Linked DNA regions of Homo sapiens: region 1 is linked to region 2. The links are chromatin loops, found by intact Hi-C in ENCODE. Cell type or tissue: ascending aorta. All regions are shown on one strand. Each heading gives the region's core, and the rest is flanking DNA. Links, peaks and the distances in the headings are about the cores only. Region 1 overlaps FAM107B (family with sequence similarity 107 member B). Region 2 overlaps CDNF (cerebral dopamine neurotrophic factor).

What was found. A loop is a pair of places that touch in the nucleus more often than their neighbours do. Peaks named below come from ENCODE experiments on the same cell type or tissue, not always from the same donor. Only the 100,000 strongest peaks of a DNase experiment are listed, where the experiment ranks them.
Region 1: a loop joins it to region 2, with 2.1 times the contacts of the local background. A loop is called at or near these places in 4 of 110 quality-filtered maps.

What each region holds. Positions count from the first base shown.
Region 1 is chr10:14,744,677-14,761,021 of GRCh38, reverse strand. All of the region lies in intron 1 of FAM107B (family with sequence similarity 107 member B), which reads left to right. Among named protein-coding and RNA genes, the nearest start is that of FAM107B, 22 kb to the left of the region's middle. RefSeq lists an enhancer at 8,640-9,557. In ascending aorta, for the core only: no CTCF peak of the experiment used is centred there; DNase peaks (open chromatin) are centred at 8,881, 9,221, 11,677 and 12,378; H3K27ac peaks cover 4,092 bases.
Region 2 is chr10:14,815,499-14,831,843 of GRCh38, reverse strand. It overlaps CDNF (cerebral dopamine neurotrophic factor), which reads left to right. Exons shown (of 4, transcript NM_001029954.3): 2 at 3,572-3,699; 3 at 6,224-6,365; 4 at 11,686-12,599. The coding sequence ends at 11,864. Among named protein-coding and RNA genes, the nearest start is that of CDNF, 14 kb to the left of the region's middle. In ascending aorta, for the core only: CTCF peaks have their summits at 8,488 and 11,473; DNase peaks (open chromatin) are centred at 11,534 and 11,755.

The sequences.
Region 1 (16,345 bases), core at 4,849-12,848, 71 kb after region 2:
TTTTTTTTTTGAAACGGAGTCTTGCTCTGTCGCCCAGGCTGGAGTGCAGTGGCACGATCTCAGCTCACTGCAACCTTCGCCTCCCGGGTTCAAGCGATTCTCCTGCCTCAGTCTCTCGAGTAGCTGAAATTACAAGCATGTGCCACCATGCTGAGCTAATTTTTGTAGTTTTAGTAGAGACGGGGTTTCACCATGTTGACCAGGCTGGCCTCAAACTCCTGACCTCAAGTGATCCGCCCACCTGGAACTGTAATATATGTCTTTGGCTTTGCTCTCCAATTTAGACAGTAACCCATTAAGTGCAAGATTACATCCTTCATCCTTAAATCAGATAAACTAAAAACATCTTTTAGATATTGAGTTCTCTGCATATCAGAAAAAACCTCAACCAGATGGATCGTAAAGCTAAAATTGTGAAAAAACGTACATCTCTTCTTGGCAATATGCTTAATATAGTTTGGTGTCTCATTAATGTGACCAGTGCTATTTATATGCTTCTCCATGTGCTATTAATGTCGCAGAGAATAATAAGGTAAATGCATCTGTTTGTTTTCTTCTGTTCCTGATTCAGTGGTATCATTATTTATGTTATTAGTATTCTATATTTTCTCCTGTAATGCTTAAAGTTCTGTATAAGCAGTTGCTCTTTCTAATATAGTACTGCAGTCATAAAAGCGATTATCCTCATTTTGCAAACCGGAAAACTGGCACATCCAGAGGTTCGTTCTCTGCCGTGCAAGAAATTTCAGTGAGGGGCCAGGAAATGGGTGAAGAGGACAGCCAAAAGGAAACCATTCCCTCTAGCAGAGTTCACTTGAAAATAAAATTTTCTGAGTACTGTGTTTCAAATCTGAATAATACACAGTTCCTTCTTCAAGGGAAAAAAATTATCTTGGAACCTATTCTCCCACGTGGCCTTAAATTGTTTCTATCAAGTTCTAGAATAATGAATGGATCACAAAAATATTAGCAATGATAAACAAAGATGAAATAAGAATAGATGAAGGCTTGGCTAGGCACGGTGGCTCACGCCTGTAATCCCAGCACTTAGGGAGACCAAGGGGAGTGGATCACCTGAGGTCAGGAGTTTGAGACCAGCCCGGCCAACATGGTGGAACCCTGGCTCTACTAAAAATACATAAGTTAGCCGGACATGCTGGTGGGCACCTGTAGTCGCAGACACTCGGGAGGCTGAGACACAAGAATCACTTGTGTCCGGGAGGTGGAGGTTGCAGTGAACCGAGATCGCACTACTGCACTCCAACCTGCACAGCAGAGGTGAGACTCCATCTAAAAAAAAAGAAAAAAAAAGAAGGCTCTATACCATAAACACCTCCTCAATTTTGATTTTATTGGTTTATCCTTTAATTTATTCAATAAACATTCATTAAATGCCCTCTAGGTGCCAGGCATTGTTCTAGGTGCTAATCTTAATAGATAAAAAGACAAAATGACAGCGCCCCCATCCTCAAGTTCTTCATAGTCTAGTGGGAGAGTCAGACACAGAAACAAATATACAGCAGTGTCATTTGATAAGTGCGTCAACTGAGGTAAGCACCAAGTGCCTGGCAGCCCAGGAGAGGGCACCAGACCAGAAATGGGTGTTGGGGATGGCGCCAGGAAAGAATGGCAGAGAAGGGGCCAGAATAGTGGCTATATGAGCAGACAGTGTTGAAATGAAAATGCTTAAAGAACAAAGATTTAAAAAAAATAAAAGTCAGTCTGCTGGCACTGTTTGTTCTATACTTCTTTCACCTACGTGGGAATGCATGTCAGCAGCCCAGACCTTTGCTGCTTTTTATTTATTTATTTATTTATTTATTTATTTATTTATTTATTTTTTGAGACAGAGTTTCACTCTTGTTGCCCAGGCTGGAAGTGCAGTGGTGCGATCTCGGCTCACTGCAACCTCCACCTCCTGGGTTCAAGCGATTTCCTGCCTCAGCCTCTTGAGTAGCTGGGATTACAGTCATGCGCCACCACACCTGGCTAATTTTGTATTTTTAGTAGAGATGGGGTTTCTCCATGTTGGTCAGGCTGGTCTCGAACTCCCAACCTCAGGTGATCCACCTGCCTCGGCCTCCCAAAGTGCTGGGATTACAGGCATGAGCCTCTGTGCCTGGCTTTTTTTTTTTTTTTTTTTTTTTTCTGAGAGGGTCTTGCTTTGTTGCCCAGGCTGGAGTACAGTGGTGACCCTAGCTCACTTTAGCCTGCAACTGCTGACCTCAAGTGATCCTCTCGCCTCAGCCTCCCAAAGTCCTGGGGTTGCAGGTGTGCCAGCACTCGCGGCCTCAGACTTTTAACTTAAGATGAATATTTCACACTCCTGGATTTCTCAGGGGCTGGCCTATTGGCACTCGCTCCAGACGGGGAGCCCGGCTGGGCATCTAGGGCCACCTGTGCCATGCTCTACTCCCACCCAGTGCAGAGGCTGTCAGGCCCTGCGCTGCTCTTGGATGCTCAGAATCACTTGGGGGAGTTTTTAAAAAGTTACTAATATTAATGCTAACACCCCAGAACTTGGTAGTTAATTGTTCGGAGATGGAACTATGGCACCCGTATTTTTAAAAACCTCCCTCTAGTAATTCTAACACGCAGCCAGAATTGGGAACCACTGAGCTACTTCATGGAGACCGAGGATTTGTGAAAGCCGGGCTCTGAGAACTGGCTGGCAGTATTTCCGTGAAATAGGCAATGAAATATCCTAGTCAGCATCATGCAACAGCTTCCGTTATCCTCGCAATTTTCTAAATTCCTTAAGGAAAACAGTTCCCACTACCAGGTGTGAAGGATTCCTGGCCATTGCTTTGTCAAGTCAGGGGCAGAACAAAGTAGGAAGGGAAAAGGAAGTTTCCATGACGTATTCACCGTTTTTAAATTACTCTTTCACAATCTGTAAGTGATGCCTTGTCAAATCTCCTTTGAAACTTAAAAATTGTTCTGCTTATGAGCGCTGCACAGAGACTTTTTTTCCCCTCCTATCTTGCAAAGAGAATTGGTGGCATCCTTCAAATATTCATCTCCAAAGCATAATTATATACTTGGCAACTAACTGGAGATCTTTCAAAACTTACCTTCAAGCTCCGTGACTTGTCCCTCCAAGAAAAAAACAGAAACAAAAACAAAAAACCCAACCAGATGGTTTTGTGAAGAGAATAAAGAAGAAAAATGGCAGAAGGGTTTTATCCTTCCTTCTCTAGAATGGATTCCAACCAAATGATTTCAACGGGAGATCTTGTTTTCCTTTTACCTTGGACGTTATGAGAAAAAGGCCCTGCCTGCTTTAAGAAATCCTCAAAGGTAACGTCTTTTCTTTAGCTGCTAGAGATTTCCTGCTTGGGCTTCACTATGTGACATTGCAGCCTTAAGGTCTCATTCACACCTCTCCAGCTGCCTGCGGAAGTCATCAGGCAGTGGTTTCTTGCATCACACAGACTGCCCTCTCAATCTCTCAACTTTCTGCAGGGAAATTTTGGATTCGCTCCGTCTGGCTCACTGAATAGTTTGTTAGCCAGGGTTCTTTCAAGAAACAGAACTGAGAGAGATAGAGAGAGAGAGAACACAGAACAGAGAGAGAGAGAGATACATTTTAAGGAGTTGATCCATGCAGTTATAGGGGCCGGCAAGTCCAACATTCACAGGACAGGTTAGCAGCCTGGAAACTCAGGCAGGATTGGACACTGCAGTCTTTTTTTTTTTTTTTCAGTCAGCAAAAATATTTATTGTGAATCTATTATTTGCTAAGAAACATTGACTATATTAGGTACATAGGATGCATTAAACAAAATTCCCAACCCTAGAGCAACTTGTATGGTTTTTGTTTGGTTGGTTTTAAAAAATGTTTTATTATTTATTTATTTTAACTTTTAAGTTTAGGGTTACAAGTGCAGATTTGGTGTTACATATGTAAACTTGTGTCATGGGGGTTTGTTGTAGAGACTATTTTATCATCCAGGTATTAAGCCTAGTACCCATTAGTTATTTTTCCTGATCCTCTCCCTGCTCCACCCTCCAAAAGGCCCCAGTGTGTGTTGTTCCCCTCTGTGTGTCTATGTGTTCTCATCATTTAGCTCCCACTTATAAGTAAGAACACACGATATTTGGTTTTCTGTTCTTGTGTTAGTTTGCTAAGAATGATGGCCTCCAGTTCCATCCATGTCCCTGCAAATGACATGATCTCGTTTCTTTTTATGGCTGCATAGTAATCCATGGTGCATATATACCACATTTTCTTATCTAGTCTATCATTGATGGGCATTTAGGTTGATTTCATGTCTTTGCTATTGTGAGCAGTGTTGCAATAAACATACGCATGCATGCCTTTATGGTAGAACAATTTGTATTCCTTTGGGTGTATACCCGGTAATGGGATTGCTGGGTTAAATGGTATTTCTGTCTTTAAGTCTTTGAAGAATCACCACACTGTCCTCCACAATGGCTGAACTAATTTACACACCCACCATCAGTGGATAAGCATTCCCTTTTCTCCACAACCTCGCTGGATGCTGCAGTCTTGAGGCAGAATCCTTTTTTGTTGGGAAACCCCAGTCTTTCTTCTTAAAGCCATTGAATGATTGGATGAGGCCCACCCACACGATCAAGGCTTTATTTAAAGTCAGCTGATTGTAGATGTTAACCATATCTACAAAATACTTTCACAGCTACTCCTGGATTCGTGTTTGATTAAATACCTAGGTACTGTGCCCTAGCCAAATTGACACCCAAGACTATCACAAAGAGTTTGATGAAGAGAATTAATTTATTAATATTTTCATCAATTTGTAGAATAATGAATGGGCCACAGAAATATTCACAATATTAAACAGATTAAGTGAGAAGAATATATGAAGGCACTATACCATAAAGCTCCCCCTGATTTTGATTTTATTGATCCATCCTTTAATTTGTTCAATAAACATTTATTAAGCTCTTCCTATGTGCCAGGGCCTGCTCTAGGTGCCAATCATAATAGATAAAAAGGAAAAAAAGAGCCCCTGCCCTTAAATTTTTCACAGTCTGGTGGGACAGTCAGACACATAAACAAATATATAGTAGTGTATATTTATTGGGTTTTGGAGTCAGAAAAGCCTGAGCTTTAGTCCCCCACCAACGTGCTCAATGGATATTGAGCTCATCTCTTAAACTTTCAGAGTAAAATTTACTCTTCTGAAAATTTGGGGATGGGGTGTAGATAAGAAGTTTCTAAGGCAATGATGTCACATTTGTCTCTAAAATTTGGAGCCTTTCATGATAATTCAGTGTCCTGAGTTCTTTCCTCATCATCTTAAAGATATAAACACCTTGTGATTATGGATTTTGTGCTGAGTTTCGTTTCGGTGAGTGAAAAGGTGTTCTCTGGAGAAGGATGGATGAAAAAGGAATCAATGGTGAGATTTCTAGAGAGAATAGTTACAAGGGAATTGATTGACAGGATTAAATTGAGGATGATGGTGTGTAGCATGGTGTCTACAGAGCCTTTGCCTGGGGAATCTTACTTTCTTTTCTTTTTTCTTTTTTTTTTTTTTGAGACAGAATCTCACACAACCTCTGCCTCCCAGGTTCAAGCAATTCTCCCATCTCAGCCTCCTGAGTAGCTGGGATTACAGGCACCCACCATCATGCCCAGCTAATTTTTGTATTTTTGTAGAGATGGGGTTTCACCATGTTGGCCAGGTTGGTCTTGAACTCCTGACCTCAGGTGGGGAATCTTACTTTTGATTCTATGGCTGGTAGTTCTACTCTCCTATACCCAACCCTGGCCTGCTACCTAATGGGACTTGTTCATGCTCAAAATAGATTTCTCCAGGACCCTTGAATTATTTTAAGTTTCATTTAGACCATGGTTGGTGTTAAATACTCCACAGAAGTGTCAAGTCATGAAACTACTATGTTTATGACTTGGCTCAACTGGTTGGTTTTTAAGTTTCTATTCATCTAAAATATGCTTTTCTCTGGCAATGAAAATATTGTCAGGTAAATTAAACTGCCATTAAAGCAGCTCTTGACTCAATTCCTGGCCCTGGTAAGCAGAGATGACCTCAGAAACGCAGTTAGGAATCAAATCCAAGCTTGGTGTTAAGAACTACTTTTCATTTTCCCCAGGTCTGTATTTTATCTTTGACTTGATAATTTTAAAAGGAAAGATGTTTGTGAATATTCAGGATGTAATGGATTGCAATAAGGAAAATAAAATTATCCGTATGGTTGCAGAAACACAGCAGATGTGCTGTACCTATCAAGGTGCATCTGCATCTTACAGGCACAAATCACAGCTCAAACGACTAAGAAAAGTACAGCTTCTGTTACTGAAAAGGCCAGAGTCAGGGCAGGCATCACAGTGGCTTGATGCAGTGGCTCAAAGATGGCACCGAAGACCAGCTCCTTCCACGTGGCCTCTGCTTTTCACGATGTCAGCTCCCTTTAGAAGCTGACTCCCCTCTTGCTGGCCACATGGCTGCCAGTAGTTCTGAGGGTTTTAGATCATCACATCCTCGTTCAGCTGGAAGAGAGAGATGAGCAGGGAGAGGGCACATTCCTTTTCCAACCATAGAAAAACTCATGGACTTTCTTCTGTTGTCCTCGTGTTTAAGGGATAAGACCACTCTGCTTGGATTAGTCAAGTCAGGTCTCACCTCTGGAGCTGGGAGTGACGAAGTCTTTCCCATAGCACATTGCCATTCAGCAGGACAGGGGCACCGTGGACTCAGAAGAGGCTCCACGACCCCTGCAGATGCATTTCACAAATTATTTGGATTCATTTTCCCTTTAAGAATTTTCACTGGTGGCCGGGCAAGGTGGCTCACGCCTGTAATCCTAGCAATTTGGGAGGCTGACACGGGTGGATCACCTGAGGTCAGGAGTTTGAGACCAGTCTGGCCAACATGGCAAAACCCTGTCCCTACCAAAAATACAAAAATTAGCCAGGCATGGTGGCACATGCCTGTAATCCCAGCTGCTAGGGAGGATGAGTGGGGAGAATCGCTTGAACCCAGGAGGCAGGAGTTGCAGTGAGCTGAGATGGTGCCACTGCACTCCAGCCTGGGTGACAGCAAGACTTTGTCTCAAAAAAAAAAAAAAAAGAAAAAAAAGACTTTTCATCTATGATATAAAAAATTGGTTAGTTGGATTCAAGATTTTTTTTTTAGCCATAGTATTTGTTATATTTTATATAGGTGGGGGGAAGATGTTGAAATTTGGGGAAACAAATCATAAAATACTTTCTCTGGTTACTAAAATGGAAATGTTAAGCATATTTTCTTCTCTTCTTTGAGAAACAGTAAAATTTATCATTCTCATGGAAGAACAGATGTGAAGTAAAAAATTGAAGTAAACAAAAGTCAGTCATGGAAACATTTACCCTTAACTTTTTATTTCATTCCTTTCCCCTTATTTCCTTCCCAACCATCTACACACAACAAACATAATGGATCTGAGGAAAACTGAAAAAGATGAGCTCGATTTCACTTTGGGAGTTAACTAAGCACCAGATAATTACACTGGTGCTCTCTGGTAAAATCTAGAAGTTCTTCCTGTATATTGTGAATTTCACTTGAGCATCAGCAAGTTTGAGGAAGACCTCCCATGATGAAGGTGTTGGGATAGAGAGGGAGAGCTTGGTTTTTAATCTAATCTTCACGGCTTTGATGTAACGGGGTTTTAAGCTCCCATCCATCACTCCTTGTCACCATTGCTATCCTGGTTAGGAGCCAGTGGCAGAGCTTGGGTTGTTGGGAAAAGGGTGATCATAAAAACTTTTTATGTGTGTATTGATATGTATGTGTGTTTCTGAGTGTATACCTTTGTGTGCAGTGTGAACATGCGTGTGTGCTCTGCCTGTGTTTCTGTGTGTTGTGTTTGTGTCTGTGTGTGTCTACACACTGACAACTACGATCACTCTTTTTACCATCTTTTTGGTAATGCCATAAATAGCTTTTGAGCTAGAAACTTTAGAGGGTCAGCTTTGTACTTTGGGAACACTGATACTTTATTAAAATTATACTTAGTGGATAAAATTACTCAGTCTTGGCATTTCTCTTATACAATGTGCTATTTGAATGGCTAAGCTTTTATGAGTCATTTTTTTTTTTTTTGAGACAGGGTCTTGCTCTGTTGCCCAAGCTGGAGTACAGTGGTGTGATCACAGCTCACTGTAGCCTCAACCTCCTTGGCTAAAGCAGTCCTCTGGCCTCAGCCTCCAAAGTAGCTGGGACCACAGGCATGTGCCACCACACCCGGCTAATTTTTGTATTTTTTGTAGAGATGGGGTCTCGCCACATTGCCCAGGCTGGTCTTGAACTCCTGTGGCTCAGCAAGCCACCTGGCTCCATCTCCCAAACTGCTGGGATTACAGGTGTGAACCACCAAACCTGGCCAGCTTTTATGAGTCTGATGCATTCATCTTATAGTCGCCAACAGATTCTTTCCCACACAGAGGTCCCACATACACGATGCGATTAAACTCCACAGCGTGGTTCACTTACATCAGGATTGACAGTTTGCGTCCTATACTAAAACTCTTCTTATTCACAACCGAGGTTTACTAGAACCTATATGTCTTTGTATCTGGACTACCTCCCAGAAAAGAAGCAAAACACTCGTCTGAATGTTTTGCTGGTAGAATGGGATAGGGAAACCTCTCAGGGTACAGGATCGAGAAACTGCAAAGCTGGATGCCTTCCAGGCACTCTGTCCTTCCTCCCTGGAGGGAGGCTCAGAGATGATCACACTGCAAAGAGGTGAGTGAGGGGCAAAAGGGGAGAAGCCCTCAAGTCAGGGAGATTGGTTGAGTCCCTTTTTCCAGGCTTCACTTTCCAGGCTGAGCACAAACAGGAAGGATGGATTGCCTGTCTCTCTGGCCACAGCCCATGGCTTAGGCTCCCTGCGGGAGTCTGCTGCCTCAGCAGATGGGATATTGGGAAACCAACAGGCTGGGAGTGACATCAGTCTGAAATGGAAAAAAATCCTCCTTGGCCCAGTAAATATCACAATAGGGAAACCAGTGGGTATTTCAAAAACACCAGAAACCCAGAGCAAGGGAGGTGCCATGGATTAAACCTATTTTCTGATTCCCTTCATTCATTTTGCAAACTTCTCACCTTCCCAGCCATTTGGGAAACTCACTGGTCTTGTTCCCAGCCCTTTACCTCCTTTGGAGGCGGAAGTGGAAGCCCAGGCCTGGGCTTCAGTCTCGGTGCGTTACAACCTTCTCTCAGCAGCCTGGCACTTCCTCAAGCTCTTGGCCCTGCAGCTCTTGCGGAACACAGAGTCAACTCTAGAAGCAGCTGTGTAGGGTCGATAGATCTCTGGGGATCCCAGGACTCCTCACAGTTTTTTCAAATAATTTCCTTATAAGGAGGCCGGGAGTAGTGGCTCACGGCTGTAATTTCCATCACTTTGGGAAGCTGAGTTGGAGGATCGCTTTAGCCCAGGAGGTAAAGGCTGTAATGAGCTCTGATCACATCACTGCACTCCAGCCTGGGTGACAGAGCTGGACCCTGTCTCTAAGAAAAAAAAGAAAAAAATCCCATATAAGTTCACTCTATTCAACTTGTCTTCCCTGGGAGCTCTGCCCAGTGCTTCGAACAGCCTAGGTTTTCAGACTCCCCTTCTCAGTGGTGGTTTCCCAGCTGGACTGTTCTGCTCACAAAAGCAAGCACAGGCCATGCTGTATGGTCCAAGCACACTTAGCTCCTGGCAGGACAAGGGCTGTGTATGAGAAATTGTACAAACATCAAACATTTTCCCAAAACGTCCTCTCGTTTTAATAATGAAGAGTTGCATTGGAAACCCATGTGTGCATCCTCCTTGGGGAGGCTGGGGTGGGGTCTTTGTGTCTGGATTCCGCCGCTCCCCTGGGACCCTAATGAGGAAGGGAGGCAGCAGATGTGCAGAGCCCATCTGCCCAGCTGGGGCCCATGTGCTTCCTCCTCATTACCTAGCGGATGTCAACAGCACATGGGGCCAGGCCCCTCCCAGATGTGCCACCATGGAAACCATGCCTTGGGCAGGTCTGCTCCTGATTGCTGAACTGGAACAAGAGTGAAAAAGCTGGAGGCCAAGCTCCCCCATCGTGCCCACCCCTGATTCCTCATGGTACCCTGAGGGGTGTCCAGCATCTGCCCATGCACCCCACAGCCTTCAGGTCCCCACTCTGTCCCATCCCTCTCCAAGAAGCCACCCTTGGAGCCCCCTTCCCGTCTAGAAGCATGCACCACCCAGGTAATTTTTAAAATTTTTTTGTAGAGACAGCATCTCACTGTGTTACCCAAGCTGGTCTCAAACTCCTAGGCTCAAGCAATTCCCCCATCTCAGCCTCCCAGAGTGCCAGGGTTACAGGCATGAGCCACATATCCAACTGAGACTAGAACGGTGTTGCCTTTGATAGCTTTGCAGTGCTATTTTATTGTTTTTGAGACAGAGTCTCACTCTGTTGCCCAGGCTGGAGTGCAGTGGCGTGATCTCAGCTCACTGCAACCTCCCCCTCCCGGGTTCAAGCGATTCTCCCGCCTCAGGCTCCCGAGTAGCTGGGATTACAGGTGTGCACCATCCCGCCCAGCTAATTTTTGTATTTTTAATAGAGACAGGGTTTCACCATGTTGGCCAGGCTGGTCTTGAACTCCCGACCTCAAATGATCCACCCACCTTGCTCTCCCAAAGTGCTGGGATTACAGGCTTGAGCCACCATGCTCGGCTTGCAGTGCTTTAAAAAAATGCTTTTCTAGGGAGTTCTATGTTTATGTCTTTCCGTTACGATGTGGCTCCCCTGGTTTCCAAAGACACCCCATGCCCCAAGTCTTGGCTTTAGCCACAGGCAGTTGTCTCTGGGGATACCTTTAGAAGACGCTTGTGGGTGAGAGCAATTCTTCTTCCATAAGAAAGCCTTGAGGATGCTACCAATGGGTTTTCATCCTGGCTTTGCCTCCATATTGTTCTTCTGGCCCAGGGTGATTTTTTCCTGGTGCCCTCCTCGCTGGAGCTGTTCGCTTCCAACTTCCGGAGTTCCCAGGTGCCTTAGGCCCCACCCCCTCGCTCTTCAAGATGGCCTCTGAGGTGCCTCCTGCATGGCAGCCTTCCTGGCGTTCCCAGGTGGGATTAGACCTATCTTTCCTTCCCTGTTTCTGACCTTAGGTTTCATTCTCTCAAGAACTCTTTGTGGACGTGCTAGTGGCTCTCATGACCCCTCCATAACACATTTGTGTTGGCATAATGTGGTTTTGGAACTGTGCCTTTTCTCAAAAGACATGGTTGCTGGCAATTTTAGGGACTTCAGCGGGATGGTAGGGAGGATGGTGCCCCTGCTCCCTGGGATGGAAGAGGGCAATGGGGAGAGATGGTCCAGATAGAGGGATATGGAATAAGCAGCTCCTGGGCTGCTGGCTCGGTTCCCATCTCTGCGAAGGCCTCGCTGTGGCTGGGATGTGAACTTTGGTCATGACTTGGTTCTAGTAAGGCTGTTACATTATTCATTTGACCAGGGAGAAAGGGTGCTAGGGCCAGGGGAAATTATTATATAATGAAGTATGTGTTTTAGTAAATGGATGAACTCACATTCTAGCTTTGATATGCTGAGTAGATTTTAGCCAGGAAGAAGGAACAAGGCACTGCCAGATTGATTGAGAGGGGGAAGGGGAAGGAGGACCTCACTGGTGGGGCGGAGCTGACAGTGCATTAGGTCACACGGAGGGCACAGCCTTCCATCCGGCAGTCACCCCTCAGAGTCTCAATCAGGCCCTGGATCCTCAGACAAGCTGGCTTTTAAGAGTCTGGCAGATCACACAGTCTGGGTTTTTGTTTCTTCTAAGTGGCATTGTTTCCTGGCTTATAAACATAGCCTTTCCACCTTGGCAATTCATCCCTTCCGGAAAGGGTGGCTGGCACTAAGCTCCAGCCTCTCGCAGCCCTTGGATTGTCTCATCTGGTGCTGAACTCCGAGCACACCAGAGAACACAGAGGCTTGGGCTCTACGAGAAGCATTCTGGCTCTTTTTCTTATTTTAAAGGAAAGTTACTCTAGATCCCAAAGGTATAATCAGATCTATTCTTACACCCTGCTTTGAGGAAGAAGTGGGTAAAATCCAGGCCAGTGGGCGCTTAAGCAAGGAGGCCACATGGTCCCTCTGGGGGTTGCTCAGGCCTTGAGGGCCCTGGAATTTTACCTGGTTTTCGTTGTGCTACATCTTGGTGACAAGCTGTACCTTCAAAACCTCTCGGTATTAGTCAGGGTTTGTAGTTGCAAGCAATAGAAATGGAGTCACCAGGACACTGGAGAATTAGGCTCTGGGCTGACATCCAGGGACCACACCCCAGACTGCTGCAGACCCAGCCTGGTGACCGCTCTGCTGCAACTTTGACCTCAGAGGCTGCAGCCTGGTCCTCTGATTCTGCTGGCTGGCAACACCAGACCACTGTTGTCGGGCCAAGAATGCAAATTTGCTTAGTGGCCACTGTTTCCAGTTCTTCTACTTTAAGCTGCTAGCTTCCCATTCAGTCTTGGGGTGGGGACATACCTCAGATTGTAAGAAGTCAGGTCAGAGCTAATGCCACAGATACAGGAAAGATGGGACTAGTTAGCTACTGATATCATCAGCATCTAGATTGGGAGGTAGGCTCTGCTTCCTCCTGAAACTCAAAGCGAGGAATTCCATAGACATAGAAGGAAAGTTCAGATACTAGGTGGCCAAAAAGAATGACAGATGTCCACTACCCTCTATTAGAGCTGACCTTGACCCCCATGTGCTGCTTCCCAACTTGAGGACATTCACTCATTCTTTCAACGTACATTTATTGAGCACTTATTACAAGCCAGGCACTGTGATTACTTCTGAAAATATAGAGATAGAAGAAATGACTTTCTTCTTAAGTAGCCCACAATCTAGTTGCTAAAATAGACAAGTAAACAAAATTAGAATGGTACAGTAAGTGCTTTGATAGAAGTATGCACTGAGCCACCTCATCAGAGGAGGCAACACATAAATTGAATCTTGAAGGATAATTGGGAATTGCCAGGGCAAAGGAGGGTGAGTGTGTTTCAGGAAGAAGAACTTCACTGTAGCTGCATGTGGTTGCAAGGAACTTGGTGGGCTGGGGATGGAGGGACAGGCAGAGATGGATCATAAGAGCTTTGCATGGCTTGCTGAGGAGTTTGAATTTTATTCTGAAGATTATGAAGACTCTTTGGGGTACAGTGCACCCCCTCCACCAAGGGGCAGCCAGAGTGCTTCATTAATTGGGTCCCAGATCCTGTGCCTCCTGACTGGGTGAGACACCCCCAACAGGGGTTGCCAGATACCTTATACAGGAGTGTTCCTGCTGGCATTAGCTTGGTGCCTCTCTGAGACAGAGATCCCAGAGGAAGGAGCAGGCAGCCATCTTTGTGGTTCTGCAGCCTCCACTGGTGACACCTCCAGGTGTGGGAGGAACCCAGATGCATAGGATCTGGAGTGGACCCCCAGCAAACTGCAGCCACCCTATGGAAGAGGGGCCTGAATGGTAAAAGAAAAACAAACAGAAAGCAACAACAACAACAACAGCATCAACAAAAAAATCCTTACAAAACTCCATCCAAAAGCCAGCAGCCACACAGATTGAAGCTAGATAAACTCACAAAGATGAGAAAGAAGCAATAAAAAATACTGAAAACTCAAAAATGAGAGTGCCTCTTCTCCAAATGATCACAACACATCTCCAACAAGAGCACAGAACTGGGCAGAGGCTGAGATGTATGAATTGACAGAAGTTGGCTTCAGAAGGCGAGTAATAATGAACTTTGCTGAGCTAAAGGAGCATGTTCTAACCCAATGCAAAGAAGCTAAGAACCACGATAAAATATTACAGGAGCTGTTAACCAGAATAACCAGTTTAGAGAGGAACATAAATGACCTGATGGAGCTGAGAAACGCAACACAAGACCATCATAATGCAACCACAAGTATCAATAGCCAAATTGATCAAGTAGAGGAAAGAATTTCAGAGCTTAAAGGCTATCTTGCTGAAATAAGACAGGCAGACACTATCAGAGAAAAAAGAATGAAAAGGAATGAACAACACCTCCAAGAATGATGGGATTATGTAAAAAGACCAAACCTACGACTGACTGGGGTACTTGAAAGAGACGGGGAGAATAGAACCAAGTTGGAAAACATACTTCAGGATATCATCCAGAACTTCCCCAACCTGACAAGATAGATCAACATTCAAATTCAGGAAATTCAGAGAACCCCAGTAAGATACTCCATGAGAAGATCAACCCTAAGACACACAGTCATCAGATTCTCCAAGGTTGATATGAAAGAAAAAATGTTAAGGACAGCCAGAGAGAAAGGTCAGGTCACCTACAAAGGGAAGCCCATCAGACTGACAGTGGACCTCTCAGTAGAAACCCAACAAGTCAAAAGACATTGGGGGTCAATATTCAACATTCTTAAAGAAAAGAATTTCCAACCCAGAATTTTATATCTGGCCAAACTAAGCTTCATAAGCAAAGGAGAAATAAAATCCTTTTCAGACAAGCAAATGCTGAGGAAATACATCACCACCAGGCCTGCCTTGCAAGAGCTCCTGAAGGAAGCACTAAATATGGAAAGGAAAAAGCATTACTAGCCACTGCAAAAACTCACTGAAATACAAAGAACAGTGACACTATGAAGCAACTACTCAACAAGTCTGCAAAATAACCAGCTAGCATGATGATGACAGGGTCAAATCCACACATACAATATTAACCTTAATTGTAAATGGACTAAATGCCCCAATTAAAAGACACAGAATGGCAAGCTGGCTAAAGAGTCAAAACCCATTGGTGTGCTGATTCAAGAGACCTATCTCACATGCAAAGACACACATAGGCTCAAAATAAAGGGATGGAGGAAAATTTATCAAGCAAATGACAACCAGAAAAAAGCAGGGTTGCAATTCTAGTTTCTGGCAAAACAGACTTTAAACTAACAAAGATCAAAAAAGACAAAGAAAGGCATTCATAATGGTGGTAAAGGGATCAACTCAACAAGAAGAGCTATCATATATATATATACACTCAATACAGGAGCACCCAGATTCATAAAACAAGTTCTTAGTGACCTACAAAGAGACTTAGACTCCTACGCAATAATAATGGGACACTTTAACACCCCACTGTCAATATTAGGCAGATCATTGAGACAGAAAATTAACAAGGTTATTCAGAACCTGAACTCAGCTCTGGATTAAGTGGACTTGATATATATCTACAGAACTCTCCACTCAAAAAGAAGAGAATATACATTCTTCTCAGCAACACATGGCACTCACTAAAATCAACCACATAATTGGAAGTAAAATACTCCTCAGCAAATGCAAAATAACAGAGATAATAATAAACAGTCTCTCAGACCAAAGAGCAGACAAATTAGAACTCAAGATTAAGAAACTCACTCAAAACCACACAACTACATGGAAATCGAACAATTTGCTCCTGAATGACTCCTGGGTAAATAATGAAATTAAGGCAGAAATCAAGAAGGTCTTTGAAACCAATAAGAACAAAAAGACAATATACCAGAATTTCTGGGATGCAGCTAAAGTAGTGTTAAGAGAGAAATTTATAGAACTAAATGCCTACATCAAAAAGCTAGAAAGATCTCAAACTGACATCCTAACATCACAGCGAAAAGAACTAGAGAACCAAGAGCAAACAAACCCCAAAACTAGCAAAAGACAAGAAATAACCAAGACCAGAGAGGAACTGAAGGAGATAGAGACATGAAAAACCCTTCAAAAAATTAGCAAATCCAGGAGTTGGTTTTTTGAAAAAAAATAATGAAATAGACCACTAACTAGACTAACAAAGAAGAAAAGAGAGAAGAACCAAATAGACAATAAAAAATGATAAAGGGGATATCACCACTGACCCCACAGAAATGCAAACAACCATCAGAGAATCCTATAAACACCTCTATGCGAATGAACTGGAAAATCTAGAAGAAATTGATAAATTCCTGGACACATATATCCTCCCAAGACTGAACCAGGAAGAAGGCAAATCCCTGAATAGACCAATAACAAGTTCTGAAATTGAGGCAATAATAAATAGCCTACCAACCAAAAACAAAAATAAAAACAAACAAACAAAAACAAAAAACAAACAAAGAACTACCCAGGACCAGACAGTTTTACAGCTGAATTCTACCAGAGGTACAAAGAGGAGCTGTACCATTTCTCCTGAAACAATTCCAAACAATTGAAAACTTCAGGCCAATATCCCTGGTGAACATCAATGTAAAACTTCTCAATAAAATACTGGCAAACCAAATCCAGCAGCAGATCAAAAAGCTTGACCACCATGATCAAGTTGGCTTCATCCCTGGGATGCA
Region 2 (16,345 bases), core at 4,332-12,331:
CCAGCACTTTGGGAAGCCGAGGTGGGCAGATCACCAGGTGAGGAGATCGAGACCGTCCTGGCCAACATGGTGAAACCCTGTCTCTACTAAAAATACAAAAACTTAGCTGGGTGTGGTGGCACACGCCATTAGTCCCAGCTACTCAGGAGTCTGAGGCAGGAGAATTGCTTGAACCTCAGAAGGTGGAGGTTGCATTGAGCCGAGATCACACCACTGCACTCTAGCCTAGGCAACAGAGCGAGACTCCATCTTGAAAAAAAATATATATATATATATGTGTGTGTGTGTGTGTGTATATATGTATTATATATGTGTATATATGTATTTTATATATATGTATATACAGTATATATATGTGTGTGTATATATATATATATATATGACTTTAAGCTCTAAAAGATGACATGATTGGCCAGTCATCTAAAAGCAACTGAAAATACTGGATAAAATAAAAATGTGAAAATATTGTAAAGTATGAGTTGGGAAGGCATACCCAGAAGCCAACCACAGAGTGGAAGTGGGAGTCCAGGGGGTTGAAGGGAGCACTGAAGCTGGCTTTACCTGGGAGCATTTGTTAGCCAGGTGATCTGAACTGAAGTTTTCATGGTTTTGGCTAAATAAACACAAGTCCCAGGCATTTCCAAGTTAGGAGAGTGAGAGCAGATCCTCTACCAACTAATTCAGGGCCCCAAAGACCTAGCCCTTCATTATAAAGGGTGAACTGAAAGTAACTACAACCTATTTCCATCTTTAGAGACTAAAAGAAATGGTTTCACTTGAACATTTTTACTGATAAAAGGAAAAACAAAACTTTCTTGATAACTCATAATTACAAGCTCGTGCACATAGGTAGGGGTCAAAGGCCCCATTCACACTACTAGGATGATCTGAAACATCTCGAACTGATAATTTAGTTGAAAGTGATTTTAAGTAGATCATACCCTCAGGAATCAGCAAATGTGAGTCTTGTTTTTGTTTTTGTCTTGTTTTGTTTTTTGAGACGGAGTTTCACTCTTGTCGCCCAGACTGGAGTATAATGGTGTGATCTCGGCTCACTGCAACCTCCGCCTCCCGGGTTCAAGCATTTCTCCTGCCTCAGCCTCCCAAGTAGCTGGGATTACAGGCACCTGCCACCACTCCTGGCTAATTTTTGTATTTTTAGTAGAGACGGGGTTTCATCATATTGGCCAGGCTGGTCTCGAACTCCTGACCTCAGGTGATCCACTCACCTTGGCCTCCCAAAGTGCTGGGATTACAGGCATAAGCCACCGTGCCCAGCCAGCAAATGTGAGTCTTACTTACAGGAACCCACATTCAACCTAGTCCTCAAAGAATTCATACAGTTAAAGTTCTAAGAAATAGAGCTGCCACTTAGAAAAGTCATGAACCCCTAGGGAAGAAGGGCACATAAGTGAGAGCCAGCTGGAACAAAAAACAGAAGAGGCACACCCCTGCAGTGGCTTCAGGTATTGGAATAATCAGGCATAGAAGTTATGTTTTTTTATGTTTAAAGAAACATAGAACATAAACCGAACCCATCCCTACCCATAGGGGACTATAAGGAAATTTACCTTGACACTGAGCAAAGTAGAAAAAAGAAAAAATATATATCTCTGAGAAATGATAACAACAAAACGTCCCTCACTTGTATTTGCAGCCAAAATTCACATCGGGGCCCAAAAACTTCAAGCTATATATTTAGTTTAAAGCAGTGCCTGGCTAGTTGCCCTTAGTCCCTGAGAAATACAAATACAAATCCTTACTGGAAATAATGCTCCTTCATCTCAGGCTTCAAACAATCTTCACAAATAAGTTTTGAGACGTATGAGTATCGTGTGGCGCAAAATAAGCAAGCACACAAAGAAACGAGGCACCAGGAACAAGAACCTATAGAAACAACAACAAATAGAAACGTACTCTGGGCCTGATGCAGTGGCTGTAATCCCAGCGCTTTGGGAGGCCGAGATGGGCAGATCACTTGAGGTCAGGAGTTTGAGACCAGCCTGGCCAACATGGTGAAACCTCGTATCTACTGAAAATATAAAAATTAGCAGGGTGTGGTGGCGAGCGCCTGTAATCGCAGCTACTTGGGGGGCTGAGGCAGGAGAATCACTTGAGCCAGGGAGGCAGAGGTTGCAGAGAGTTGAGATTGCGCCATTGCACTTAAGCCTGGGTGAACAGAGCGAGACTTCGTCTTAAAAAACAAACAAACAAACAAAAAAAACTCTGAAGACTTCAGATATTGAAATTTTCACACACAGATCATAATTAAGTTTAGTGTGTTTAAAGATATAAAAAACAAGCTTGAAAGTATCTTCAAGATATAAGGAACTAGAAGAAATGACCTAACAAGCCTCCCATTTTAGCCTCCTCAGTAGCTGGGACCACAGGTGTGTGCAGAGACAGAGTCTTACTGTGTTGCCCAGGCAGGTCTCAAACTCCTGGCCTCAAGAGATCCTCTCGCCTTGGCCTTGCAAAGTGTTGGGATTACAGGTGTGATCCACTATGCCCAGCCTGATTTCACTTTAGGCTCATAACGATGGAAATAAAGACTTATGCAGATCACCAAGGGGCTTCATTCAGGATTCTTATTCAGGTTTTTCTCTGTGCTTACAATTATGCTGTCCCAAGATGATAGCCTATTTTATTTTAGGGTTAGCCAAATTTTGTGGAAAAGTTATCATTTTAGGTAGAACTTCGTTCCAATGATTGATTGATTCAATATGCTGTTACAATGTGTCCACTGCATTTAGGCCCAATACTAAACTAATAGCAACAGGCCTGAAATCATTCTTTTTATTTATATTTTTAATTTTCTTGAGACAGGGTCTCACTCTGTCACCCAGGCTGCAGTGCAGTGGCTTGATCATAGCTCACTGCAGCCTCCATCTGCCGGGCTTAAGTGACCCTCCCACCTCAGCCTCTCGAGTAGCTGACACGACAGGCATTCACCATCATGCCTGGTGTTTTTTTGTTTTTGTTTTTTTGTGTTTTTTTTTTAGTAGAGACAAGGTCTCACTATGTGGTCCAGACTGGCTCCAAACTCCTGGGCTCAAGTGATCTTTCTGCTTCTGCCTCCCAAAGTGCTGGGATTACAGGTGTGAGCCACCATGCCTGGCCCCCAAATCATTCTTACTTAGCATTGGAATCCACTGTCATGAAGCATTGACTCATATGGACGTTTCTTTTTTTGTGTGTGAGATGGAGTCTTGCTCTGTCGCCAGGCTGGAGTGCAGTGGTAAGATCTCGGCTCACTGCAATCTCCACCTGCTGGGTTCAAGTGATTCTCCTGCCTCAGCCTCCTGAGTAGCTGGGACTATAGGCACGCGCCACCATGCCTGGCTAATTTTTTGTATTTTAGTAGAGAGAGGATTTCACCATGTTGGCCGGGATGGTCTCGATATCCTGACCTTGTGATCTGCCCACCTCAGCCTCTCAAAGTGCTAGGATTACAGGGGTAAGCCACCATGCCCAGCCCCATATAGACTTTTAAATGTGGTTAGTGGGTCATATGCATAGGTGTGGTAGTGGTTAAGTTGTGCATGCAGACATATTTATTTGTTCCTTCCAGTATGTAAAGAATTCTTGAACCGATTCTACAAGTCACTGATAGACAGAGGAGTTAACTTTTCGCTGGACACTATAGAGAAAGAATTGATCAGTTTTTGCTTGGACACCAAAGGAAAAGAAAACCGCCTGGTATAGTAAATTTCACCTTTCATTTTCCCCATGTGCTTGAAGAATACTGCTAATAGTTTCATTTCTTAGACGTGAAGTCCTCCTACTTACATGTTTGCCTCAAGTATGTCCATTTTAGAGCACGCAGCAAGCAGAAATCCATCTTCCAGTGACATGTAGTTCTGCGTGTTTTCATCCAGAATATTTCCAGTGTTACTTTACTTTCTGAGTACACCACAGATAACCAATTCTATGTTTTCTTTTTTCTTTTTCTGAGACAGAGTCTTGCTCTGTTGCCCAGGCTAGAGTGCAGTATCATCATCTCAGCTCACTGCAACCTCTGCCTCCTGGGTTCAAAGCATTCTTGTGCCTTAGCCTCCCGAGTAGCTAGGATTACGGGTGTGCACCACCACACCCTGCTAATTATGTATTTTTAGTAGAGACAGGGATTCACCATGTTGGCCAGGGTGGTCTTGAACTCCTGACCTCAGGTGATCCACCCACCTCAGCCTCCCAAAGTGCTGGGATTACAAGAATGAGCTACCATGCCCAGCCCAATTCTACGTTTTCTTAAATGAAATTATGAAACTGAATTCCCAATAAGAATTTAGCATCCTAAGAGTGGGTGGGCTTTCCATTTCTTACCAAGACAATTAATCAAACTTATCAAAATATTTTACATTATTATTTATACATAATTAATAAAGTATTTATATTTTCTTCTAATCACATTAATATGGTGTTTCCTGGGCATACACATATGGCTTGTTTCAATATACTGTTTTATATCACTTAAGACAATTTGGGGCCAATTCCTTTTTCCCTAAAATTGTCAGATTGTCAGTTACATCTGCATGTTGGCTGTTCACCATGGCCATGTTGTAAAGCTCATGCCATTTATCCGTATCATTAAGGTCTATCTATCTATATTTTTTTGAGACAGGGTCTCCCTCTGTCACCCAGGCTGGCGTCCCAGTGATCTTTCCTCACTGGAACCTCAACCTCCCAGGTTCAAGTGATCCTTCCACCTCAGCTTCCCAAGTATCTGGGACTAAGGCACATGCCACCATGCCCAGATAATTTTTGGATTTTTTTTTTTTTTTTTTTTTTTTTGTAGAGACGGGGTTTGGCCTTGTAGCCCAGGCTGATCTCGAACTCCTGAGCTCAAGTGATTCACCCGCCTTGGCCTCCCAAAGTGCTGGGATTACAGGTGTGAGCCACTGTGCCCAGCCAACGTTTATATTTTTAAATGTAAAATTTTGAAGTCAGGGAGCTTGAATGTCAGAATTGCCTGATGGGAAAAGACATGGGCTCTAGAGCCAAAGTGCTGGGTTTTATAATTCTGTCTCTTCTATTGCTAGATCTGGGGACCTTCAGTTGGCTTGGGTATAAAATACAGATACTAATAGTACTTATTTCACAGGATTGTTGTGAGACATAAATAAGTTAATACCTTTAAAGCACTGAGAGCAGCACCTGGCACAGAGAAAACACTTAGTGTCAGCTCTTCTCATTAGTCTTTTAACACCATGTGAATTGTAGGGCACATCTAATTAGGATGATCACGAGAATGGAGTCACTTGTTTCCTGGTGGCTTAGTCAGCAGGTTAACCTCTCTTCTTCTTTCTTCTTCTTCTGCTTCTGCTGCTTCTGCTGCTTCTTTTTCTTCTTCTTCTTCTTCTTTTTCTTCTTCTTCTGCTTCTTTCTTCTTCTGCTTCTTCTGCTTCTTTCTTCTGCTGCTTCTGCTGCTTCTGCTGCTGCTGCTGCTTCTTCTGCTTCTTCTTCTGCTGCTGCTCTTCTTCTGCTTCTGCTGCTTCTGCTTCTGCTGCTTCTGATTCCTCCACTTCTGCTGCTTCTTCTGCTGCTGCTTCTGCTGCTTCTACTGCTTCTTCTGCTGCTTCTTCTACTGCTTCTTATGCTTCTTCTGCTGCTGCTTCTGCTTCTGCTTCTTCTTCTTCTTCTTCTTCTTCTGCTGCTTCTGCTTCTGCTGCTGCTTCTGCTTCTTCTTCTTCTTCTCCTTCTCCTTCTCCTTCTCCTGCTTCTGCTGCTGCTGCTGCTGCTGCTGCTGCTTCTTCTTCTTCTTCTTCTTCTTCTTCTTCTTCTTCTTCTTCTTCTTCTTCTTCTTCTTCTTCTTCTCCTTCTTCTTCTTCTGCTTCTGCTTCTTCTGCTGCTTCTTCTTCTCCTTCTTCTTCTTTTCTTCTTCTTCTTTTTTTTTGAGATGGAGTCTCACTCTGTCACCCAGGCTGGAGTGCCCTGGCATGATCTTGGCTCACTGCAACCTCCACCTCCTTGGTTCAAGCAAGCACACCTGGCTAATTTTTGTAGTTTTAGTAGAGATGGGGTTTCACCATGTTGACCAGGCTGGTCTAGAACTCCTGACCTCAAATGATCTGCCCTCCTCAACCTCCCAAAGTGCTGGGATTACAGGCGTGAGCCACCATGTCCAGCCTACCTCTTTCTTCTTGATACTGTATTCCTTCATTACTGGAATGATACTGAATGTCTTCATTGTCTGGAACACTCAATTCTCTTCATTTTCCTTCAGTGCTATTATCTAGGAGCCACAAAAGACGCAGCCACAAAGATCCTAAGTGAAGTCACTCGCCCAATGAGTGTGCATATGCCTGCAATGAAGATTTGTGAGAAGCTGAAGAAGTTGGATAGCCAGATCTGTGAGCTGAAATATGGTATAACACAGCCCCGTGTTTTTCCCAGTAGGTCCAATGGATTCCCAAACCTCTAAAGTTGGGGCCATGTCTTCTAAAAATTCAGTGTTAAAAGGAAAGAAATTCACCACTCATCAATAAGTTGCTTGGCTGATGAATGGTACCTATGGGCATTTGAGTTTCGTTGAGGGAAGACAAATAAATAGTACAGGCATAATCAGCATTAGGTTAAAATTGCCAATGAGGCCTGGCGCGGTGGCTCAGGCCTTTCATCCCAGCACTTTGGGAGGCCGAGACGGGCGGATCGCAAGGTCAGGAGTTCAAGTACCAGCCTGGCCAATATGGTAAACCCTGTCTCTACTAAAAAAATACAAAAAAATTAGCCGGGTGTGGTGGCGGGCAGCTATAGTCCCACCTACTCGGGAGGCTGAGGCAGGAGAATCGCTTGAACCCGGGAGGCAGAGGTTGCAATGAGCCCAGATCCCGCCACTGCACTCCAGCCTGGGTGATAGAGCAAGACTCTGTCTTAAAAAAAAAAAATTGCCACTGAAATCACAGAGTTTAGACTCCTAACACACCAAGGCAAAGCCAGATACGTATGTCAAGGAAAATCTCAACATATAGAGAGAGCAGCTACTCCTGGTGATTTGGATCTTGGTAATCTATTAAAACAAAACTAGTACCTATTCAAAGATGATACAAGGACTTTGAAGATGTAAAGATGACTATGACTTCCTTCCTAGGCAGAGCTACCATTCTGCCAGCTTTAAATTTTGGGAAATTGGTTATTCACATCAAGTCAGGTTTTTCCTGGTAAAATAGCTTATCAGAGGGTGCCCAAAACAAACAGCAAGAAAAGGAAGGAGATGTCCTTTTTTTTTTTTTTTTTTTTTTGAGGGGAAGTCTCGCTCTATCACCCAGGCTGGAGTGCAGTGGTGCGATCTTGGCTCACTGCAATCTCTGCCTCGTGGGTTCAAGCGATTCTCCTGCCGGAGCCTCCCGAGTAGCTGGGATTACAGGCATGCACCACCACGCCTGGCTAATTTTTGTATTTTTATTAGAGACGAGGTTTCACCATGTTGGCCAGGCTGGTCTTGAACTCCTGACCTCAGGTGATCCACCTGCCTTGTCCTCTCAAAGTGCTAGGATGACAGGCGTAAGCCACCATGCCCGGCCAGGAGATGTCCTATTTTAAAATGTTATCCTTGGCCCCATACATTTCACATGGATAGATCTTTTATCATGATTTGTATCTGGGCTAGACATTTGGGTAGATTGAGTGGGTATCATAAAAGGATGTGGAATTCCTTCCTCAGCCTATCCTTGACACCTGAAATCCCACTCATTCCTTTTGCTTAAGTCATTGTTTTGCATGCATTACATACCCAGTGTAGTACTGTCAACTACCTAAGTAATTAGCATCCACCTCTAAGTTATTTTAGTCTTATTTTCCAACACAGCCGTGTAATAGTCCTATGCACCATAGCCACATAGCTAGCTTTAAGTAGGTTTAAGGTTGAAAGTTACCACAGACAACCTATTTCTTAACTTGCAAAGCACAAGCCCTAACTTCCAGGGTAGTTATTAGAGTAGGCATCCCTTTTTTATTGGCTTCCAAGCCATGAAATAGGGGCAGAAATCACTGAGTCCATATAAACAATATTCACAAACTTGGCCGGGCGCGGCAGCTCACACTTGTAACCTCAGCACTTTGGGAGGCCAAGAAAGGAGGATCATTTGAGCCCAGGAGTTCAAGACCAACCTGGGCAACATGGTGAAACCCTGTCTCTACAAAAATACAAAAATTAGCCAGGTGTGGTGTTGAGCGCCTATAGTCCTAACTACTCAGGAGACTGAGGTGGGAGGATCACCTGAGCCTGGGAGGTCAAGGCTCTGGTGAGCTGTGATTTTTTTCACTGTACTCCAGCCTGAGTGGCAGAGTGAAACCCCATCTGAAAAATAAATAGATAAAATAAAAATAAATAAAAGCCAATATCACAAACCTCTTTTGATTTTTTAAATTCAACAAATTTGTTGTGAATACCTTCTCCTATATCCTAGGGATCTTACAGGGCTCCTTAAACAATAGAAAAATCAGATATTATTGAGACGAAATGACTACCTAATGTTTTGGCGATGCTGGCCACTAGAGGCCCTTGGGGAGCTATGAACTAGTTTTAATCTTTGTGTGGACCTTTACTTTGGAGTTTTGGGGCATCACAGAGGTTTTCCTCTTTTTAAAATTAATGCCAGATACCAAGTTCTCTAGAAAAACTCAAAGAAACTACTGACATTTACAAAAAAATGTATTTTTCTCCTTCAGCCTCTTATCTTGAATAGACTAATAGTTCTTAATTATCCTCCCCAGCTATTGTTAGCAGGAAAGATAAGATTAAACAGGGACCTTTGTGCTGTGGGAGATTAATAATTTGGGCTATGCAAGTTTCTACTTTAAAAAGTATTCTGTCAGATCAGCCATGAAATTAACAAGCAAGATAAGTGTGGAGTTGGAGTATGTTTTCAATTAGGAAGGTGCCATTTGGTTTTTGACCTGAAAGAATGTTTTCATTTGCTTGCTTTGTGTTTAAAAAGGATAGGGAATCACTATAAAAATTTAAGGGTTTTCTGGAGCACAGTGTATAGCTGACCCTCTAAATACAAAAGTCTTTTAACATCCAGCTTTTAAATTAGAACAGAGTTACCGGAAGGTTTTGACAAATAATTTGACAAATATTAGGTTTTTAATGTTTTTAAATGTTGTGTTCTACTACTCAGAGGTAAAAAAGAGAAAGAACTTTCAAGAGAAGTCAAGCTGTAAAAATTCTAGGCTGCCACTAGTTGTTTAATAAATAAACTTAAATGTTGTATTCATTATCAAAGTGAACACCGGACAAGCGGGGAGGGGCAAAAGACACTTTTTTTTTTTTTGACAGTCTCACTCTGTTGCCCATGCTGGAGTGCAGTGGCATGATCTCTGCTTACTGCAACCTCAGCCTCCTGGGTTCAAGAGATTCTCCTGCCTCAGCCTCCTGAGATGCTGGGATTACAGGTGTGTGCCCCCATGCCCCTCTAGACTTTCTTTTGAAAGAGGAAAAGTACCTCTTTCTGATAGGAAAATTATAATTATTGGTATATTACAGATGAGCTTATTATTTTTTGTATTTTGGGCTTTTTTTCAATCTTTTCAGCAATTGAGAAGTAGCTGAGTTCTTGATATTTTCTGCACATAATCTATAAACAGCGAAATAGTAGTCTTGCTAGAGGAGGTTAGATGTTGGTGACAAGTATCATTGGCAAGAATTTTAGAAGCCAGGTTGGCTGGCACCAAAGCCCTAGCATTGGAGAAGTGGGAATAACACAAAGGGCTGTACCTGCTGTGATAATTTAGCAACCTAATCCCAGTAGGGGCTGGGCATCAGGTGAGTTTCAAAACAGAGATCCCAAACAATTAAGGTTCAGCGAGAATATTCCTAATTTTATTCACGTGTTTGCATTTCTTTACATTTTTATTTAAAACCCAATAGTGCTTTGTCATGTGTATGTGCTCATTTGCTTTGCCGAAGATACATCTTCCTAGAAAAAGTGAACCATAACTTTTTGCTGGTTAATTACAATCTATGGGTTTCAAGTTGGCCGCAAACCAAGGCCATCCCAAAGGAACCGATTGCCTTTTATATATGAGTTTCCTTCTTGTTACCTTAACAGCAGCAATTTGGATACAGTGCTATTTGTTTTAGGAATACTGATCTTGAGAATGCTCCAAATGGTAGTAAACATTGTGGCACTACATAGGCCCTTAGTTTTGAAGCAAGTATAATCTCTTGGAAAGAAAGTCAAATTAAAAACACAAATTATCCCAATAACTTTGTATACACTGTTGTCCTTCAGTACCTGTGCAGGAGGGGTTCTGGGACCATACTCAGACACTAAAATCCTGATGCTTAAGTGTTTGCATATAACCCATGTGCATCTTCCCTCCTGTATACTCTAAATCATCTCTAGATTACTTATAATACTTAATACAATGAAAATGCTATTTGTATTAGTCTGTTCCCGCATTGCTGTAAAGAACTATTGGCCAGGCGCGGTGGCTCACGCCTGTAATTCCAGCACTTTGGGAGGCCGTGGCAGGCGGATCAGCTGAGGTGAGAAGTTCAAGATCAGCTTTGCCAACATGGCGAAACCCTGTCTCTACTAAAATACAAAAATTAGCCGGGCATGATGGTGGGTGCCTGTAATCCCAGCTACTTGGGAGGCTGAGACAGGAGAATCGCTTGAACCAGGGAGATGGTGGTTGCAGTGAGCAGAGATCATGCCACTGCACTCCAGCCTGGGTGGCTAAGCGAGACTCCGTCTCAAAAAAAAAAAAGAAAAAGAACTATCTAAGACTGGGTAATTTATAAAGAAAAGAGGTTTAATTGGCTCACAGCTCCACAGGCTGTACAGGAAGCATGGCTGGGGAGGCCTCAGGAAACTTAGAATCATGGCAGAAGGCAAAGAGGAAGAGGCATGTCTTACGTGACTGCAGCAAGAGGAAGAGCGCAAAGGGGGAGGTGCTACACTTTGAAACAACCAGATCCCTCATGAACTCACTCACTATCATGAGAAAAGCTAGGGTGAAGTCCACCCCCATGATCCAATCACCTTCCAACAGGCCCCTCCTCCAACAGCGGGGATTACAATTCCTCGTGAGATTTGAGTGGAGACACAAATCCAAACCATATCATTGTAAATAGTTGTTATACTGTATTGTTTGTATTTTTTTTTTGAGACAGAGTCTCAATCTGTTTCCCAGGCTGGAGTGCATGGCGTGATCTCGGCTCACTGCAACCTCCATCTCCCAAGTTCCAGAAATTCTCCCGCCGCAGCCTCCCAAGTAGCTGGGATTACAGGCATGCCACCGCCATGCCCGGCTAATTTTTTGTTTCTTTTTTTAGTAGAGGTGTGGTTTCACCATGTTGGCCAGGCTGGTCTCGAATTCCTGACCTCAGGCAATCCTCCCGCCTCAGCCTCCCAAAGTGCTGAGATTACAGGCATGAGCCACCGTGCCCAGCCCTGTTTGTATTTTTTAATTGTTGTAGTGTTATCTTTAATTTGTTTAGAATATTTTTGATCTGCTGTTGGTTGAATCTGCAGATGCAGAACCCACTGATAGAGAGGGCTGCTGTACCACATTTTCCTTGGGTGTGTCTTGGTTTCCATGGAAACTGGAATTCTTCCCTGCCTTGGATCATAGGGTAGTCAGCACCAAGATAAGCAAACTATATGCCTTTTGAAGTGATTCATAGGGATTTTTTTTCCATTTATTTTGTAATTGGCTTTTTTCCTTTTTGCCATTTAGAAAAAACACTGGACTTGGCATCAGTTGACCTGCGGAAGATGAGAGTGGCAGAGCTGAAGCAGATCCTGCATAGCTGGGGGGAGGAGTGCAGGGCCTGTGCAGAAAAAACTGACTATGTGAATCTCATTCAAGAGCTGGCCCCCAAGTATGCAGCGACACACCCCAAAACAGAGCTCTGATCTCCAATGCCAGCACATTTGTGACTTGTAATTAGAGAGAAAAGTGACTCTCTAGGATATGGACATGTTGATTAAGGATAACTGGGAATGCATCATATTTGGTCTCATGCTTTTTGTGTTGGTATTATTCCTCAGAATTTTGTTACGTGGGTTTATGAGTGAAACTAATACTACTGATAACTTACATTTGCAGTGTACCAAAAGCTAAAAGTTCCTTTCTCATAAGTTTCTTGGAATGACTATGCCAGTTTTCATTGCCTGTCTCCTAAAAGTGACCTACTGACAAATTGATGGAGTAAATTGATTCCAAGAAAGAAGAAGGCATTCAGAGACTCCTCTCTGGATGCAATTTTAAAATATATTGGACTAAAACAAAAGACACAACAGTCAGCTTATCTAATGCACAACTTCAATCCCAAATACAGAATCAAAAGTTTTTTTCAAGTGAATTTTCTGTTTTCACTCTATATTGTAGCTCTCTTTGGTATCAGAAATGGTCAGGCAGGAGTACTCGTTTTTCCCATTGGAAGAAAACCCACTTAAACCTACTTAAAGAAAATAGAGAGATCAAGAAACCGTATAAGTATAGCCAATGTTTGGCAATTATATCAACATTTACATTGTTAATTGAACCAAGCTCAAGGTCTTTTTCATTCCTTACAGTCACATATCAGACAAGTTTTTGATGGAAGATTAAAGCATATTAAAAACACTCATAGGCAACTTGGAACTTTACCATTGTTAATGCTATTTTATCAGCTTTCGGTTGTAAAATCATCTTTGGTTCCATTTTCTGGCCACATAAGAATAAGAAACCCACAGTAGAAGTGTCCGCCTCTGTGTGGCAGGTACAGCTGGGGAATACTGAAAAAACATTTCCTTGGAACTTTCTGGAGTGATGGGAATGTCCTATATCTTGATTGACATGGGGATTACATGGGTTAATAACATTGTCATCTGGTAGGATAATTAAGATCTGGGCATTTTATTGTATGTACATAATATCTTTAAAAACTGCTGTAGAAAAATTATTTGGAAATTAACTAAAATTAATTAATTCAACACACCTTGTTTGCTAGGCACAGTGGCTCACACCTGTAATCCCAGCACTTCAAGAGGCTGAGGCGGGAGGATTGCCTGAGTCTAGGAGTTAGAGATCAGCCTGAGCAACAGAGTGAGGTTCCGTCTCCACCAAAAATTTTAAAATTAGCTGCGCATGATAGTGTGTACCTGTAGTCCCAGCTACTCGGGAGGCTGAGGTGGGAGGACTGCTTGAGCCCAGGAGGTGGAGTCTGTAGTGAGCTGTGATCCTGCCACTGCACTCCAGCCTGGGCAACAGAGCAAGACCCTGCCAGAATATATGAAAAAACAAACAAAAAAGCCCACCTTATTTATTCAAAGAATTGCATTTACTGGCTGGGGTTGTTTTCAGGGAGTGGAGGAGACATTTTCAGACTGAAAATATACATCGAAAACATAATTTTTAATTCTAAATGCTGCAGAGGTAAATGCATTTTCAGCTGGGAAGCTGATATGTCAGAGAGTTAGTGGTTCCTAAGGAAATATATATATGATGTAACTGAAAGGTGAGAATACAAAGCTGTGGTGTAATGAATGGTCAAAGTAATTATTGTTTCTGAATTTTGGCAGCTCGATTATCATTTGTAAAGCATCTACTTTATTTTGAATTATATCTTCAAAAAAACCAAAGTTTGTTTTTGGTTGTTTTTGTTTCTTTGAGACAGTCTCGCTCTGTTGCCCAGGCTGGAATGCAGTGGCACAATCTTAGCTTACTGCAAACTCAGCCTCTTGTGTTCAAGTGATTCTTCTGCCTCACCCTTCCGAGTAGCTGGGATTACAGGCGCCCACCACTATGCCCAGCTAATTTTTTTGTATTTTTAGTAGAGACGGGGTTTTGCCATGTTGGCCAGGCTGGTCTTGAACTCCTGGCCTCAAGCGATCCACCCACCTCAGCCTCCCAAAGTGCTGGGATTACAGGTGTGAGCCACGATGCCCGGCCTCTCCAGAGTTTTCTTTTCTAAACTTCTTATAACCTTTATATCTGTTTTTATTTTTGCATTTTGAACCTATCAAGAAATGTGTTGTTTGAAAATATTATGTTTGGTGTCTGACCTCAAAATCGGGTCGCATTTCTATGTCTTTTCTTCAGGATACAAATTGAGGTAATAGAAACAGTGCTCAGCCAGTCATTTGTATCCATGGTGTTTAGTCTGTTTTTTTTTTTTTTCTTTCTTTTTGGACAGAGTCTCACTCTGTCACCCAGGCTGGTATGCAATGGCGCTATCTCAGTTCACTGCAACCTTTGACTCCCAGGTACAACTGACTCTCCTGCCTTAGCCTCCCCAGTAGCTGGGATTACAGGCGTGCACCACCACACCTGGCTAATTTTTGTATTTTTAGTAGAGATCGGGTTTCACTATGTTGGCCAGGGTGGTCTCAAACTCCTGACCTCAAGCGATCCACCTGCCTCATCCTCCCAAAGTGCTGGGATTACAGGCATGAGCCACTGTGTCCGATCTAGTCTGTTTTTTTGTTTGTTTGTTTGTTTTAAAGAGAATTTACATCAGTGCTTCTCAAACTGCACATATGGTGTTTATCACAGCACAATTCACAATTGCAAAGATATGGAACCAACCTAAGTGCCCATCAACTGGTAAGTGGATAAAGAAAATGTGTTTGGCCGGGCGCAGTGGCTCACGCCTGTAATCCCAGCACTTTGGGAGGCCGAGGCGGGCGGATCACGAGGTCAGGAGATCGAGACCATCCTGGCTAATATGGTGAAACCCTGTCTCTACTAAAGATACAAAAAATTAGCTGGGCGTGGTGGTGGGCGCCTGTAGTCCCAGCTACTCGGGAGGCTGAGGCAAGAGAATGGCGTTAACCCGGGAGGCGGAGCTTGCAGTGAGCTGAGATTGCGCCACTGCACCTCAGCCTGGGCAACAGCGCAAGACTCTGTCTCAAAAAAAAAAAAAAAAAAAGAAAATGTGTTTATGTTATCAGGCATAACAAACATAATACAGCATGGAATACTACTTAGCCATCAAAAAGAACAAAATCATTCTTTTGCAGCAACTTGGATGGAAGTGGAGGCTATTATTCTAAGTGAAGTAACTCAGGAATGGAAGACTAAATCTGTATGTACAAACCTCTATGTTCTCACTTATAAGTGGGAGCTAAGCTATAGGGTAAGCAGAGACATAAAGAGAGGTATAATGGCCATTGGCGATTCAGAAGCAGGGAGAGTGGGAGGAAGGTAAGGGATAAAAAACTACATATTGGGTACAATGTATGCTACCTGGTGACAGGTGAGCCAAAATCTCAAACTTCACCACTGTACAATTCATCCGTGTAACCAAAAACCACTTGTACTCCAAAAGTTATTGAAATAAAAAATAAATAGCTGAAAAGTAAAAACAAAAACTGGGCGTAGAGGCAGTCTTGTTAAAGTAGGGGTTCTGATTCAGTGGGTCTGGGGTGGGGCCTGAGATTCTGCATTGCTAATGAGCTGCCAGGTGATGTCCACACTACCCTTCCAGGACCACGCTTTGAGTAGCAAAGGCCTAGGTCAAGGATCCTGCAACTGATACATACTTTTTTCCCTTTGCCAGTATCAACCTAAATAGTAAACAGAGAAAGGCTCTCTAAAAAAAGATGTTTGTTTTGGGAATAGAGCATTGCAATGGGAATACACAAGCCTTAGTAAACTATGCGTATTCAAGGGAGGTAAAGGAAGACAAAGGTTTTTAAAGATAAAAATGAGGGGCTGGGTGTGGTGGTTCACACCTGTAATCCCAGCACTTTGGGAGGCCAAGGCAGGTGGATCACCTGAGGTCAGGGGGTTCCAGACCAGCCTGGCTACCATGGTGAAACCCCGTCTCTACTAAAAATACAAAAAAATTAGCTGGGCATGGTGGTGCGTGCCTGTAATCTCAGCTATTGGGGGAGACTGAGGCAGGAGAATCGCTTGAACCCGTGAGATGGCGGTTGCAGTGAGCTGAGATCATGCCACTCTACTCCACTCCAGCCTGTGTGACGGAGCAAGACTCTGTCTCAGACAAAAAAAAAAAGAGGAGGATTGCATAATTGTTTTGAAATAATTATCCTTGACCACAAAGATCAATCACAAGAGTGATGCTAGTCTGAGTTTGGACAGATAGTCTCCGGGTCAATGCCCTTGCAGAAGAATTTTCTTGTGTGAAGTTGTGATGGCTTTTGTGGAGGATTATGATTTTTGCAGTCTTTTGTGATTGTTTATGTTATCAGGCATACAAGCCTGAGAACCCTCTTTTCATGGCCTCCCCCAGCTCTGTTTTCAGGGTTTTCTTACCATTTGTGACCCCATTCTGATTCTCATGACTTTCACACCAGTCTTGATCAGTTATGTTTTTGATAGAGTTGAATGTAACAATAACAACAGCAACAACAAAATGAAACAGAAAAGTACAAGAATTTATTCTCCC